2 separate regions of the Homo sapiens genome follow, and region 1 is linked to region 2. A link is an interaction called in ENCODE POLR2A ChIA-PET data of the cell type or tissue named here. Cell type or tissue: GM12878. All regions are shown on one strand. Each heading gives the region's core, and the rest is flanking DNA. Links, peaks and the distances in the headings are about the cores only.

Evidence for each region. Peaks named below come from ENCODE experiments on the same cell type or tissue, not always from the same donor. Only the 100,000 strongest peaks of a DNase experiment are listed, where the experiment ranks them.
Region 1: POLR2A ChIA-PET joins it to region 2 with 5 read pairs; 1 of 35 experiments calls an interaction of 5 or more read pairs at or near these places.

What each region holds. Positions count from the first base shown.
Region 1 is chr16:11,978,729-11,986,769 of GRCh38, reverse strand. All of the region lies in intron 1 of SNX29 (sorting nexin 29), which reads right to left. Among named protein-coding and RNA genes, the nearest start is that of SNX29, 6.0 kb to the right of the region's middle. In GM12878, for the core only: no CTCF peak of the experiment used is centred there; a DNase peak (open chromatin) is centred at 6,099; H3K4me3 peaks cover 1,102 bases; H3K27ac peaks cover 1,372 bases.
Region 2 is chr16:11,304,522-11,312,562 of GRCh38, reverse strand. The region is part of intron 1 of LOC105371082 (a long non-coding RNA gene); the gene reads right to left. MIR548H2 (microRNA 548h-2) reads left to right here and starts at 6,036; the gene lies at 6,036-6,123. RefSeq lists a silencer at 537-831 and an enhancer at 537-831. In GM12878, for the core only: no CTCF peak of the experiment used is centred there; DNase peaks (open chromatin) are centred at 1,755, 2,592, 3,542, 5,203 and 1 weaker place; H3K4me3 peaks cover 979 bases; H3K27ac peaks cover 2,478 bases.

The sequences.
Region 1 (8,041 bases), core at 2,184-6,183, 670 kb before region 2:
CACAAAGTAGAAAATATTTACTATCTGGCCCTTCACAGGAAACGCCTACCAATCCTATCCTAGAACACCATAAATGGAATTGACTGTCTTTTGCAATGGGAGAGAGGTTAAATAGCTGCGGTACATCAATTTGGTGGAATGCTATGCTGCCTTTTCAAAGAATCGTGAAGAGAAGGAACGTGGATAAGTGCTATCATGTAAGCAGAAACGCTCAAACGGAGATACAATGCAATTATGCAAAATGCATATATAGTGTATGCTTTGAACAAAGGCAGAAGAGGAATACCTACAAATTTAAATATTAAATGTGCCAGGAATGTATATTTAAAGGTATATTCTGTTTTCACAATAGTTTTTAATGTCATTTTGGGTTTTCGCTTTTTTTTTTTTTTTTTAAGTTGTAGGAGGAAAGAGCAGATTCCAAGAAACACAGATGCAAGCGAAGAAAAATGAGATGGAGTGGGCAAGTTTCCCTCCTCGGAGGAAGCGGGGTACTGCCTGGGTGAGCAGAGGAAACACTAGTGCCAGGTCTCTGAAGGGCTCCCGGACAGCAAAAAGTCAGGGCAAGGAAAAGAGTCCTCACTCCCCTTGCAGGATTCAAACTGCTCAGCCCCCACCTAACCTGCTCCCCTACTGGCTCTCCCACCTCAGGAAAAGGCAATTCTGGTCAGGTACAGTGTCTCACACCTGTCATCCCAGCACGCTGGGAGCCCGAGGTCAGTGAATCACCTGAGGTCAGGAGTTCGAGACCAGTCTAGCCAACATGGTGAAACCCCATCTCTACGAAAAATACAATAATGAGCCAGGCATGGTGGCGCTCGAGGCGGGAGAATCACTTGAACATGGGAGACAGAGGTTGCAGTGAGCCAAGATCACGCCACTACAGTCCAGCCTGGGTGACAGAGCAAGACTCTATCTCAAAAAAAAAAAAAAAAAGATAAGGCAATTCCAACCCCTTTCAGCTGCTCAGGAAGAAAACCTAGGAGCCACCTGCCTCAGGAAGCCTCTGCTGCCACATCACATTCCTAACCACCCCATCCAAAATTACAGCAGCCCTTCCCCTGAAGTTCATCCTCCATCCAGACAATTTAGTAGGATGGACTCCCAGCCACAGGCTCCAGACTAGACTTATGGTCCAGACCTGGCCAACCAAAATCACAGTGATGGGTTGCAGGATGACCACATGGCCAGCCCGCTCCATGGAGGAGCGGCTGCCTGTGGGTGAAGCCAACAGAGAGAAAAGACGAGTTGACAGCCAGACAGAAAGATAATCCTGATAGTCCTTTAACACGTGGATCCAGCTAAGCTTGAAGCCAGCCCTATGTCTAGACTTTTCCATTACAAGACACCATATATTCCCATGCTGTTGAAATCAGTTTCATCAGCTTCTGCCACATTCCACTGAAAAGAGCCCTGGCTAACACACTCAGCACGGTCCCAACAACATCCTTTTGCTTCAACAGACCCCAGTGGTAACAACCTTTTGATAAGTGATAGAGGATGCACCAAACTATCATCCAATGTTTGCTGAATGTTGAACCCCAAATTTCTGGCCAACCTCTGCTTCCACCAGAGCCCTTATTCTTACTAGCAGCATTGAAACTAGTGCAACCACTTTGGAAAAAATCAAATCAATTCAACTGAGTTTAATTATAGGCCAAAAAAAAAAGGAATCAAAAGTGATAAACTCTTCGATGTTAATGCTACTTTTGGAAAATCTCCCTACAGACATAATCTAAGGGATGGAAAACTACCTTGAAAAAAAAATGTTCACTGCATCATTACTTATAACAGAAACAAAAAAGAAAGAAGGAAAGCCAGGTACAGTGGTTCACACCTGTAATCCTGGCACTTTGGGAGGCTGAAGCAGGAGGATCACTTGAGGTCTGGAGTTCAAGACCAGCTCGGGCAATATACTGAGACCCTGTCTCTACACCAAATGAAAAAGTTAGACGGGTGTGGTGGCGCACCTTTAGTCCTAGCTACTCAGGAGGCTGAGGTGGGAGGGTCATTTGAGCCCAGGAGATCAAGGCTGCAGTGAGCTATAATTGTATCACCACTGCATTCCAGCCTGGGCAACAGAGCAAAACCCTGTCTCAAAAGAAAAAGAGAGGAAAGGGAGGAAGGGAGAGAGAGAGGGAGAGAGGGAGGAGAGGGAGAGAGGAAGATAGGCTAAGTTTCTACAACTAGAATCAATAGTTAAAAGTTGTACTACATGCAAAATGATGAATGATGGACTGTACATTCCATAAAAGTGATCAATAGTGAGCCCATGGAGCAATGTGGTAAAGTTTTGTCCTGAAATGTTAATGGTGAAAGCAAGATGCAAAGTTGTATGATAATAATACAATTACTGCAGCCTATATCAGTCTCAATCTTTTCTTTTTTTTTTTTTGAGACAGGGTCTGAGGGGTCTGGCTCTGTCACCCAGGCTGGAGTGCAATGGTACTTTCATGGCTCACTGTAGCCTCAACCTCCCAGGCTCAAGTGATCCTCCCACGTCAGCCCAGCCTCTCGAGTGGCTAGGACCATGGGCATGCACCACTACATCCAGCTAATTTGTGTGTGTGTGTACAAAGACCGGCAGACGGGTCCCACTATGTTGCCCAGGCTGGTCTCAAACTCCTGGGCTCAAGCGATCCTCCCACCTTAGCCTCCTAAAGTGCTGGAATTACAGGTGTGAGCCACTGTGTCCAGCTCAATCTTTTTCATTCTTTCCCCCTAAGGACACTTTTTAGACACTTTTTTGCTAATCATCCCCTCCATGAAAAAGTAATACCACAGATACAATGTACATCTGTTTATGTACTATATGCCTATCTGTGCTTTATACATCCAAGTAAGTTTTTTTTCTCTCCTGAGAACCAGTGTTCACCCCCTTGGGGGTGATATCACCCCCACTGCAAATATACGGCCTATGTATAGACAAGACAGTGGCAGATGGAAGGTGCTTTATCTGGAAATATGCTCACATTGCCACAATTTGGAGAAATCTATAAAATCTTGGATTTTAGTTCCAAATTTTAAGAGCTCTAAGCATTTGAGTTCCTATCAGTTACCTGGAGTCAAGCAACCAGGAGGCAAGATAGCCAACATCAGTAGGACCTAGTCCATCGCCAGTTGCTAGCAGAGGTGGGGGTCAACTGTTTGCTGATGGTAGAACATGTACTTCTTGCATTCCACCATCATAGATCAATCCAGTGCCTTCACAAGGGGGAAAAAATGTTGATAGCATCACTTTTCTACTTTGAATGAAAACCACAAATATTCTTTTTTCATTCATTCATTCATTTCAGCTGATTATTTATTCTAAGTACAAGCTACTGTCAGAGAGGGCCCAGTCAGTGCCGAGGAGAAAACTGTGACCTTCAACATTCCAGAAAACTAAGAAAAAGCAGCTGGGCACAGTGGCTCACAACTATAATCTCAGCACTTTGGAAGGTTGAGACAGGATGGCTTAAGGCCAGGAGTACCAGATAAACCTGGGTAACGTAGTAAGACCCAATCTCTACAAAAAAAAAAAAAAAAAAAAAATTGTAACCCAGGCGCAGTGGCTCACACCTGTAATCCTAGCACTTTGGGAGGCCAAGGCAGGTGGATCACCTGAGCTCAGAATTTTGAGATCAGCCTGCACAACATGGCAAAACCCATCTCTGCTAAAAATACAAAAAATTAGCCAGGCGTGGTGGTGCACGCCCGTAATCCCAGCTACTCAGGAGGCTGAGGCAAGAGAATCACTGGAGCCCAGGAGGCAGAGGTTGCAGTGAGCCAAGATAGTGGCACTGCACTCCAGCCTGGACAACACAGTGAGAATCTGTCTCAAAAAAATATTCGTTAATTAAAAAAAATTTTTTTTAATAAAAAGCTGCCAAAATATACATTAACGTCAGGCAAGAAACAGCAGTAAATTACCCATTAAGCCCAAAACTCTGATATATGATGAATCTTAGAGCTCATCTGTTACACAAATTGTTTGATCACTATGGGCCTGGCTTTCCTCACCCTTGAAACAGGAATCTCAGTGTCTCCTTTACTGATGGAGACCGGGCACGGTGGCTCACGCCTGTGATCCCAGCACTTTGGGAGGCCGAGGCAGGTGGTTCACGAGGTCAGGAGATCGAGACCGTCCTGGCTAACATGGTGAAACCCCATCTCTACTAAAAATACAAAAAATTAGCTGGGCGTGGTTGCAAGCGCCTGTAGTCCCAGCTACTCGGGAGGCTGAGGCAGGAGAATGGCCTGAACCCAGGAGGCAGAGCTGGCAGTGAGCCGAGATCGCATCACTGCACTCCAGCCTGGGTGACAGAGCAAGACTCCATCTCAAAACAAAAAAAAAAAAAAAAAAACTGATGGAAAGGAGCATCCAGGAACTTAAGGATGAAGACTTACAAAAGACAAAACTTGAGTATAATGACTTTCTGGCTCTACGAGTTCTACTTTCCCAGTAACAACAAACACATATCTGAAAATCAGCATTCCTTACATAGTCTGAAGAGGTGGGCAATCAAGTATTCCTATCTACTGGGTTCTTTAAAGAAAAATAAACAAATTGTGACCACCACCCTACAATAACCACCCACACATGTCTGGCAGGCATCTTTCTTCCTGATAATCTTTTTAGGTCTACATACATATATGAATCCATAAATATTGTCTTCAGTATGTTTTAATTTGCATCAAGGTATATATTTTAGGTATAATTCTACACCCTGCTTTTTTTTTTTTTTAATTGAGATGAGATCTCGTTATGTTGCCCAGGCTGGTCTCAAACTCCTGGACTCAAGCAATCCTCCCAACTGGGCCTCCCAAAGGGCTCAGATTACAGGCGTGAGCAATCACGCCAGACCCACCCTGCTTTTCTTACAGAACATTAACGTTGAGATGCAGCCACGGTGATGTGTATGAATCCGTATCAATCCTTTTAACATTTCTGAGGCTTTCCGTCAGGTGTCCACAGCACACTAGGTTTACCTACTCCCCAATTAATGGTCATCTTAGTTGTTTCTGGCCTCATGATACCCATTTATCTTGTATATATATATTACCTAGCGCCATTCCACTGCCTGGTTATTTGTACTTAATGTATTCAGCTTTGCACCCATCTCTCCTCTGACTCTACTCAAATATTTTCAACTCAAAAATACAGCAGACTCTAATTACCAATTTATAGCACATACAAGAGACTGAAAAACACTTTATGCCACACCAAAAGGATGCAATCAGCAGAGGCCTGCAAAGGATCCTTGGGATAAATAACTCTGTTTCCTTCAACAACAAATGCAAGGGGGAAAAGGAGAGAGATTAAAGGGCAGCCTGTAGTTTAAAAAAAGACTGCTTCAAAAAACACCACCAAGAAAGTGAAAAGAGCCCAGGCATGGTGGCTCAGGCTTGTAATCCCAGCACTTTGGGAGGCTGAGGCAGGCAGATCAATTGAGGTCAGGAGCTGGAGACCAGCTGGCCAGCATGGTAAAACCCCATCAACACTAATAATACAAAAATTGGCCAGGTGCGGTGGCTCATGCCTGTAATCCCAGCACTTTGGGAGGCTGAGGTAGGCGGACCACTTGAGGCCAGGAGTTCGAGACCAGCCCAGTCAACATGGCAAAACCCCATCTCTACTGAAACAACAAAAAAGTTAGCTGGGTGTGGGGGTGTGCACCTGTAGTCCCAGCTACTCCAGAGGCTGAGGCAGGAGAATCACTTGAACCTGGGAGGCAGAGGTTGCAGTGAGACGAGATTTCTCACTGCACTCCAGCACTCCAGCCTGGGTGATAGAGCAAGACTCCAACTCAAAAAAAAAAAAAGAAAATGAAAATGAAAAGACAAACCATGGAAGGGGAGAAAATTTTTGTAAACAATAAACCTGATAAGGGACTAGTATCTAAAAATTACAGAGGATTCTTATAGATCAGCAATAAAAAGACCACCGAATGTTAAAATGGCCAAAGGATCTGAAGAGGCATTTCTCCAAGGAGGATACACAATTGGTCAATAAGCACAAGATAAGATGCTCAACATCACTAGTCACTAGGGAAATGCAAATCAAAACTACGAAGAAATACCACTTCACACTCACTAGAATGTCTATGATTAAAAAGACTCTTGGGGAAGGTGTGGAGAAACAGAACCCTCATATGCTGCTGGTGAGAACTGAAAATGGTGCAGCCACTTTAGAAAACAGTCTGACACAGCTCCTCAAATGGTTAAACAGTTACCATATGACCCTGCAATTCCACTCTTACAAACATGCCCAAGAGAAATGAAGAGACTTGCCCCCACAAAAACATGTGCGTGAACGTTCATAGCAGCATTATTATTCAGAACAGCTAAAAAGTAGAAACAACTCAAATGCCCATTTTTGATGCATGAATAAACAAAATATGATATCCACATAAAGGAATATAATGTGGCCACAAAAAGGAATGAAGTACAGATATATGCTGTAATGTGGTTTAACCTCAGGAAAATTATACCGAGTGAAAAAAGCCAGATAAGAGAGGTCACATACTGTATGATTTCATTTATATGAAATACCCACAACAGGCACATCCAGAGACAGAAAGTAGATGAGTGGTTCCCAGGGTCTGAGGGGAGGGGGAAAGATGAATGACTGCTAATGGGTACAAAGTTTCTTTCTAAGGTAATTAAAATGTTGTGAAATTAACTATGGTGATGTTTACACGGCTCTGAAAATACCAAAAAATAAAAATAAAATAAACAGGAGGTGAGGGAGAGACCTAAAAGATTTAAAACACAAACCAATGTGCACTGTTTAAACCTTACTTAGATTCTGAGTTTTTAAAATACACTATAAAATAAAATGTTATGGCCGGAGCACAGTGGCTCATGCCTGTAATCCCAGCACTTTGTGGGGCTGAGGCAGGTGGATCATATGAAGCCAGGAGTTCACAAGTGGATCACATGAAGCCAGGAGTTCACAAGTGGATCACATGAAGCCAGGAGTTCGAGACCAGCCTGGCCAACACAGCGAAACTCCATCTCTACTAAAAATACAAAACTCAGCCGGGCATGGTGGTACATGTCTATAGTCCCAGCTACTTGGGAGCCTGAGGCAGAAGAATTGCTTGAACCCAGGAGGCGAAGGTTGCAGTAAGCTAAGATCCTGCCACTGCACTCCAGCCTGGGTGACAGAGCGTGACTCCATCTCTAAAACATAAATAAAATAAATAAATAAACAAAATATTATAAGTGGGGAACAGAAGAAAGAGGAAATATTTCCATGCCACTTTATTTTATCGTGTACCAGTTACCCACCCCACAAGTGGGGAAACCCACTTTCAACTGCATTCTCAAGAAACAAAATATATCGTTGGACTTCCCCTTCCATTTTCACAGACCACTTTTTCTGCCTCAATTACAATGTTTCCAAAAGAAGGTTTTCATCCTTAATGCTTTTTCCTAAAAAGTCATTTGTTGGTTTCCTTTTCTCTTTGGCTTTAGATGTAACGATTTTTTTTTTTTTTTTTTTTTTTTGGAGACTGAGTCTCACTCTGTTGCCCAGGCTGGAGTGCAGTGGCATGATCACCGCTCACTGCAATGTCCACCTCCTGGGTTCAAGAGATTCTCATCCCTCAGCCTCCCGAGTAGCTGCGATTACAGGCGCCTGCCACTATGCCCTGTTAGTTTTTGTATTTTTAGTAGAGATGGGATTTCACCATGTTGGCCAGGCTGGTCTCAAACTCCTGATCTCAAGTGACAGCCTGCATCTGCCTCCCAAAGTGCTGAGATTACAGGTGTGAGCCATCACACCCAGCAGACGTAATGATTTTTTAATTAAATTTTAAAGTTTTCTTTCTTTTGTTTTTTTGTTTGTTTGTTTGTTTTGAGACGAAGTCTTGTTCTGTCGCCCAGGCTGGAGTGCAGTGGCTTGATCTTGGCTCACTGCAACCTCTGGCACCGGGGTTTAAGCGATTCTCCTGCCTCAGCCTCCCAAGTAGCTGGGATTACAGGCGCGTGCCACCAGAGTTTTCATATTATTTCTCCTTGAAAGATAAACTGATCAATTTCTATTGGCTTATCA
Region 2 (8,041 bases), core at 1,389-5,388:
ACCTCCCTTGGGCGAGACAGGGCCTAAACTTTATTTATTTATTTTTTTGAGATGGAGTTTTGCTCCTGTTGCACAGGCTGGAGTGCAATGGTGCAATCTCAGCTCGTGTAACCTCCGCCTCCTGGGTTCAAGTGATTCTCTTGCCTCAGCCTCTCAAGTAGCTGGGATTACAGGCATGCACCACCACAGCTGGCTAATTTTTGTATTTTTAGTAGAGACAGGGTTTTGCCATGTTGGACAAGCTGGTCTCAAACTCCTGAACTCAGGTGATCCACCCACCACGGCCTCCCAAAGTGCTGGGATTACAGGCGTGAGCCACCGTGCCTGGCCAGGGCCTTAACTTTAAATTTTACGGCCATTTATTGAGTGCTAGCTAGGTGCCAAGGACTGTTTCAAGCATAGTACAAACATGAGTCCCTTTAATCCCCAAAACATCCTATGAAGTGGGTCCTGTTATTATGCTCATTTTACAAACGAGAAAACTGAGGCCAGACAGGGTAAGCACTGAGTCCAAGGCCATGGAGCTATGGAAAGGCAGAGCGCTTGTCCTCACCACTGAGCTCTGGGCAGAGGCTCTCACAGGCAGGTCTGTGAAAATACCTCGTGCTGGGCCCCTCTTGAGTTCCTGACCCTGTGAGTGGGAGGTGAGCCACAGAGTCTGGTTTTTGGTTTTTGTTTTTGTTTTGACACACTGTCTTGCTCTGTTGCCCAGGCTGGAGGGCAGTGGCGCAATCATGACTCACTGCAGCCTTGAACTCCTGGGCTCAATCCATCCTCCCACCTCAGCCTCCAGAGTAGCTGGGACTACAGGCATGCATATGTACATATATATATATATATATATGGAGTGCAATGGTGCAATCTCAGTTCACTGTAACCTCCACCTCCTGGGTTTTATATATATATATATATATATATATATATATATATTTTTTTTTTTTTTTTTTTTTTTTTTTTTGTAGAGGTGGGTTTTGTTACCAAGACACCAGAGGTTCAGACTAGGTCCTGCTGCTCGCCACACAGAAAGCCAATGACTGAGATGACGAGTATTACCAAGGAAAGGATGAAGGCTTTAATCCGGTGCTGGCAGCCAAGCAGATGGGAGGTCAGCCACAAACCCACCTCCCTGACCAACTAAAACTAGGGGTTTATACAGCAGGAAAGAAATGTAACGATGTGCAAGAAAACAGGAACTAGGAGGGGCAAGGAAACAATCGTGATGAATGAGGGCCCCTCCCTGCCCCTCCACATCTCATTGTCTGGATGTGGTGGTTAGTTTCAGTTCTTTGATACTTTTTTGAGAGGCCTGAAGGTCCTTTCCTGATATAGAACTCACGTAAACAAATAAAAGCTTCAAGTTTTAAGACAAGAAGGGTCAATTTCTTTGTTTATCCAAAAAACTATCTATGGGACTATTGGGTCAGTTTCAGTTTCGCCATGTTGCCCAGGCTGGTCTTGAACTTCTGGGCTCCAGGGATCTTCCTGCCTTGTCCTCCCAAAGTGCTGGGATTACAGGCATGGGCCACCGTGCCCAGCCAAGAGTCTGCATTTCTAACAAGCGCCGGGTAATTCTATACGTTCCATAGGAGCCTTTACTGGACAAGAGCTGGTCTTCAAGGCCCTCCAACCAGAGATTCTTCACGGAAGGTCTCATGATACCCACACATATCCCAGAGCCTGTGGCCTGGGCTCACCAGTGAGCCCTAACCTTGATCACTTTGAAATAAGGAGCTGCCCACACACAACACACCCACCAGAAGGTGCAAAGTGAAAATGGCAAAACCAAGAGTGGTGAGGATGGGGAGCAACTGGAACCCCCACTCACTGCTGCTGTGAACGTAAGTTGGTGCAATGTTTCAGAAATCTGCTTGCCACAGATTTCCCGAGGCTGGGCACATACACAGCCTATGACCCCACAATCCCACTTCCAAGGATATGTCCAACAGAAATGTGGTGGTACGTTCTCCAAAAGACACGTTCAAGCACACACACATCAGCGCTATTCATGACAGCTCCAAACTGGGAACAGCAGAGCTTGTTGACATCAGGTCAGATAAACCTATGGTCTATTCAGACAGTGGAATATTACACAGCAGTGAGAAGGAATGGATACAACTGCACATAACAGGCTGAGTTCAGTGGCTCAAACTTGTAATCCCAGCACTTTGGGAGGCCAAGGTGGGTGGAGCACTTGAGCCCAGGAGTTCAAGACCAACCTGGGCAACATGGTGAAACCACATCTCTAGAAAAAGATACAAAAATCAGCCAGTGTGGTGGCCTGTGTCTGTAGTCCCAGCAACTGGAAAGGCTGACGTGCAGGATCACTTGAGCCCAGGAGGTCAAGGCTGCAGGGCGCTATGATCACACCACCGTACTCCAGCCTGGGCAACAGAATGAAAACCAGTCTCAGAAAACAAAACAAAGAAACAACTGCACACATCAACAAGGTGAAGCACCTGGACATCATGTTCAGAGGAGGAAGCCAGGCACAGAGAAGCATACACCACGTGATTCTGTTTATAGGACGTTTGGTCACAGAAACAGACTCTGGTGATACAGTCTGATCCCCAGGGAGCTGGGGGGAGGGAAGAGAGGGACTGAATAGGCAGGAAGCTGGCACTGTTCTCTATCTCAGTCTGGGTGGTCACCACACGAGTGTGTACTCATGTACAATTCCTTGGAAGATTTGTGGACCTTACTGCATACCATAATAATTTTTTTTTTTAAGACAGGGTGTCACTCTGTTGCCTAAGCTGGAGTGCAGTGGCACAAACTCGGCTCACTGCAATCTCCACCCCCCGGGTTCAAGTGATTCTCCTGCCTCAGCCTCCCGAGTTGCTGGGATTACAGGCGCCTGCCACCACGCCCAGCTAATTTTTGTATTTTTAGTAGAGACAGGGTTTCACCATGTTAGCCAGGCTGGTCTCGAACTCCTGACCTCGAGTGATCTGCCTGCCTCGGTCTCTCAAAGTGCTGGGATTACAGGCATGAGCCGCCGCGTTCTGCCAATAATTTTAAAAACTTTTTGTATCTTTATTTTATTTTTGTATTTTTTAGAGACAGGGTCTGGCTCTGTTGCCCAGGCTGGAGAGCAGAGGCTGGAGTGGAGTGGCTCACTGTAGCCTCAAACTCCTGGGTTCAAGGGATCCTCCCACCTCAGCCTCCTGAATAGATGGGACCACAGGTGTGTGCCACCATGCCTGGCTAGTTTTTTATTTTTTGTAGAGACAGGGTCTGGCTCTGTTGCCCAGGCTGGTCTTGAACTCCTGGGCTCAAGCAATTCTCCTGCCTCAGCCTCCCAAAGTGCTAGGATTGATGGCAGCGGTGGCCCATGTGGAGCGGCCTCTGCCGTCACTCCAGCTGCAGCAAGGAGGCATGGCTGGGGCTGCACATTCTCTGGAGGTGGCAGGAGCTGGGGACAAGTGGGAGCCCCGCCCCTTTTGAGTTAGTGGGGTGGGAGCTTCCCGGATGCAGCCACAACTGCCCAAGTCGTGCCTGCAGACCTGGGCGTCCCGCTCCATGGAGCAGGCAGGAGCCCTGCCCCCTCCTGGGTACAGCTGCAGCCACCCAAACCACAGCTGCAGATTCAGGCCTCCCACCCCACAGAGCAGGCAGAAGCCTTGCACTCCCTGTCTCCAGCACACCTGCAGCTGCCCAAATTGCAGCTGTGGACCCAGGCATCCCTGCACTCTTGGTGGCCCAGGAAGACCCCCCTCCCCTCACAGGCTCAGAAGTGCCTGCTCCCACTGCCTGGCTTCTCCCTGCTGTCGGTGCCCACTCTGATCTTGGAGCAAAGCAAAGCCCGGCCAGGTGTGAACACCCGGGGCAGTGCTGACATGCTAGTCCCCTGCTGCCTCAGCCCCCTCTGGACTTTGAGCACTGACAAGCATAGAAGGGAAGTTGAAGGGGAGCTGAGGGCAGCTTGGTGCTGACCTGCAGGCACCCCTTGGCACCTACAGCCTGGGCCCATGAACGGCAGCAAGAGGCAGACAGGTTCCTTGGTGCAGGCGCTGGGTCCCCGGTGAGGCCCCACCTTCACCCAGGGAGGGTCCGAAGGCTGTGGGCCAGGCTGCCAGTCCCACAGGACCAGAGTGGGAACTTGTGGTGCCTTTTCTGGGCCCACTCACGGCCACCCATGGACCGTTTGGCATGCATTTCCTCTTCTCTGAGACCCATAAAAGCACCGGACTCAGCCAGAGCTGAGCAGACGTCAGGTCAACCAGCTGCAGAGAGCAGCTACCCACTCCAAGGCCTCCTCTGAGCTATTCTGTCACTCAATAAAGCTCTTCATCACCTTGTTCGCCCTACGCTTGTCTGCGTACCTCATTCTTCTTGGAAGCAAGACAAGAACTCGGGAACTGCCGAATGGCAGGGCTGAAGGAACTGTAACACAAACAGGGCAGAAACACGCCCGTTGCTTGCCATATTGTGGGTGAAGAGAAGGAGAGAAGAGCTGTGGCCCTTCAGGGAGCCCAGACCTGGGAGCCCAAGTCAGGACTGGGACTCCCTCTTTGGGGCCCTGTGGTTCCTGGAGCCTCCAGGCTTCCAGGCACCAATGCATTCCCCAGTGGCAGCCGTGGAGGCTGCCTGTGGTACACCTGGTCCCGCCGCAGCCTCGCAGAGAGCTGGCGCCTGTGCGGGCACCTGGTCCCTGCCCCGTTGTAGCAGCCAGTGTGCCTGACTATGCACAGTGGCCAGACCCCATGCGCACTTGCTCACACACCCCTCACTGTGCCACACCTGGCTTGCCCAAGCAAGGGTGGGATCCAGGCTGGTAGTGTGAGCCGAGCACAGCCTGCCAGGCTGAGTGGGCAGAACTAGCCCAGTGGGCCCAAGCAAAACTTGGCCAAAAGATGCCACCAGCCACAGAGGTTTCTGGCCATAAAAGCAGCACCCCAAGGATCATGCAACAAGATTACAGGCGTGAGCCACCACGCCCAGCCTAAGAAAATTTTTAATTGTAATAAAATACACATATGACTTACCACCTGAACCATTTGAAGGGCACAGTTCAGAAATGTTAAGTACATTTTTACATTGTTGTGCAACCATAACCGCCATGCAGCTCCAGAACTCTTTTCATGTTACAAAACTGAACCTTTCCACCTGTTAAGCAACTCCCATTTCCCCTCCCTCCTGCCCCAGCAACCACTATTCCACTTTCTGTTTCTCTGAATCCGACTTCTCCGGGTACCTCCTGTGAGTGGAATCAAATGACCTGTGTCCTTTTATGACTGGCTTCTTTCACTTTGCATAATGTCCTTGAGGCACATCCATGCTGTTGCATGTGTCAGAGTTCTCTTCCTGTTTAGGGCTGAATTATATTCCACTACATGTTATCTTAGTCAATCTGGGCTGCTATAACAAACTACCATAAACTAGGGAGTTTATCAACAACAGAAATTTCTTTCTCTTCTTCTTCTTCTTTTTTTTTTTTAAGAGAGAGTCTCACCCTATTGCCCAGGCTGGAGTACAGTAGTGCAATCTCAGCTTACTACAACCTCCGCCTCCAGGTTCAAGTGATTCTCCTGCCTCAGCCTCCCGAGTGGCTGGGATTACAGACGCCCACCACCACACCTGGGCAATGTTTGTACTTTTAGGAGAGACGGAGTTTCATCATGTTGGCCAGGCTGGTCTTGAACTCCTTCCCTCAGGTGATCTGTCTGCCTCGGATCTCCCAAAGTGCTGGGATTAGAGGCATGAGCCACTGCACCCGGCCAAACGTTTATTTCTTACAGTTCTGGAGGCTGAAAAGTCCAAGATGAAGGTGCTGGCAGATCCAATGTCTGCTGGGGGCCTGTTTATTGGTTCACAGACCGGAAAGAAGGATTCTTGTTGGATCTTTAATGGCGAAAGGTGTGAACCCGTTCTCATGGGATTGTTTTATAAGGGTGCTAATCCCATTCATGAGGGCTGTGCCCTCATGAACTAATCACCTTCCAAAGGCCCCGCCTCCTAATGCACCATCACAGTGGGGGTGAGAATTTCATCATATGCATTGCCGGAGGGCCCAAGCGTTCAGACCATAGCAATGTGTATTAGGTTGGTGCAAAAGTAATCGCGGTTTTTGTCATTACTTTCAATGGCAAACACCACAATTACTTTTGCACCAACCTAATATAAACCACATCATGTTCATCCATTCACCCATTAATGGGCATCTGGGTTGCTTCCACATTTTGGCTATTGTGAATAGTGCTGCTATGAACATGGGTGTACAAAAGGTTTTGTTGTTGTTGTTGTTGTTTTTTGAGATAGTCTCACTCTGTCACCCAGGCTGGAGTGTAGTGGCGTGATCTCAGCTCACTGCAGCCTCCACCTCCTGGGTTCAAACGATTCTCCTGCTTCAGCCTCCTGGGTAGCTGGGAAAACAGGCATGTGCCAACATGCCCAGCTAATTTTTGTATTTTTAGTAAAGACAGCATTTGCCATGTTGACCAGGCTGGTTTTGAACTCCTGACCTCAAGTGATCTGCCCGCCTCGGCCTCCCGAATCTCTGGGATTACAGGTGTGAGCCACTGCGCCTGGCCAGATTTTTTTGCTTTTTATAGAGATGGGGTTTTGCTATGCTGCCCAGGCTTAATCTAATTTTGTCTCCACGAATTTGCCTATTCTGGACATTTCCCATAGATGGAACCATATAATAAGTGGTCTTCTGTGCCTGCCTTCTTCCACACACCGTGTTTTCCACGTTCACTCATGGTGTAGTTTGAATGTAGTATCGTGGTTTAAAATCAGTTCTCAGAACCTCATTCCTTTTTTGTTGTTGTTGAATAATATTCCATCGCATGCCTCGGGAACTTTTTATTTTTATTTGTAATTTTTTTGAGACGGAGTCTCGCTGTGTCGCCCAGGTTAGAGTGCAGTGGTGCCATCTCAGCACACTGTAAGCTCCGCCTCCTGGGTTCATGCCATTGTCCTGCCTCAGCCTCCCAAGTAGCTGGGATTACAGGCATCCGCCACCACACCTGGCTAATTTTTTGCATTTTTAGTAGAGACAGGGTTGCACTGTGTTAGCCAGGATGGTCTCGACCTCCTGACCTTGTGATCCGCCCGCCTCGGCCTCCCAAAGTGCTGGGATTACAGGTGTGAGCCACCACGCCCAGCCAGGCCCGGGAGCTTTTAAAACATACCGATGCTGGTGCCCCAACTGAGACACACTGATCCAAGTAGCCTGAGGTGGGGCACCACGATCTGTAGAAACCTCCAGGTGGTTCCATCTGCTTCCAGTGCTGAGACTCATGCTGCTTTCTCTGCTTGGGGATTCCAGGGTAGATATTACAGGCAACATTTCAGCCCGGGGTTCCGCAGCTGAAGTGGAATCTGACTTCCTTCCTCCATTTGGCAGCACGAATGAGATGCTGACTGCATGCGTGGCACTGTGAGACCCAAATGACCATGACGGAGACTTTCCCTCATATGGTTTGGTGTCCTTAACTACTGGCACAGGAGGCCTGGTGTATGTTTAATAACAAGTAGAATGAAACAAGAATGGAAGGAGAGGACGACTGCAGGGGTAGGCAGTATTACTTAAGTAAAGCGAAGGTTCTGTCTTTGGGGAATGCTGACCCCTAAAATGGACACAGTGAGAAAAATGCTTCCACAGGGACCATATTTTGCCTACAACTTTAGGAGATTCTCTACCATGAAATCTACCCATGACCCGTAAGTTGAATCCCTTGTTTCAGAGAGAGAGAATGATGTAATTCACACATTGAACACTATTATTATTATTATTGTTATTATTTTGAGACAAGGTCTGTCTCTGCCACCCAGGCTGGAGTGCAGTGGAGCAATCTTGGCTCACTGCAAGCTCCGCCTCCCGGATTCATGCCATTCTCCTGCCTCAGCCTCCCTAGTAGCTGGGACTACGGGCGCCCGCCACCACGCCCGGCTAATTTTTTGTATTTTTAGTAGAGACAGGGTTTCACCGTGTTAGCCAGGATGGTTTCGATCTCCTGACCTCGTGATCCGACCGCCTCGGCCTCCCAAAGTGCTGGGATTACAGGTGTGAGCCACCGCGCCTGGCCTCTGAACACAT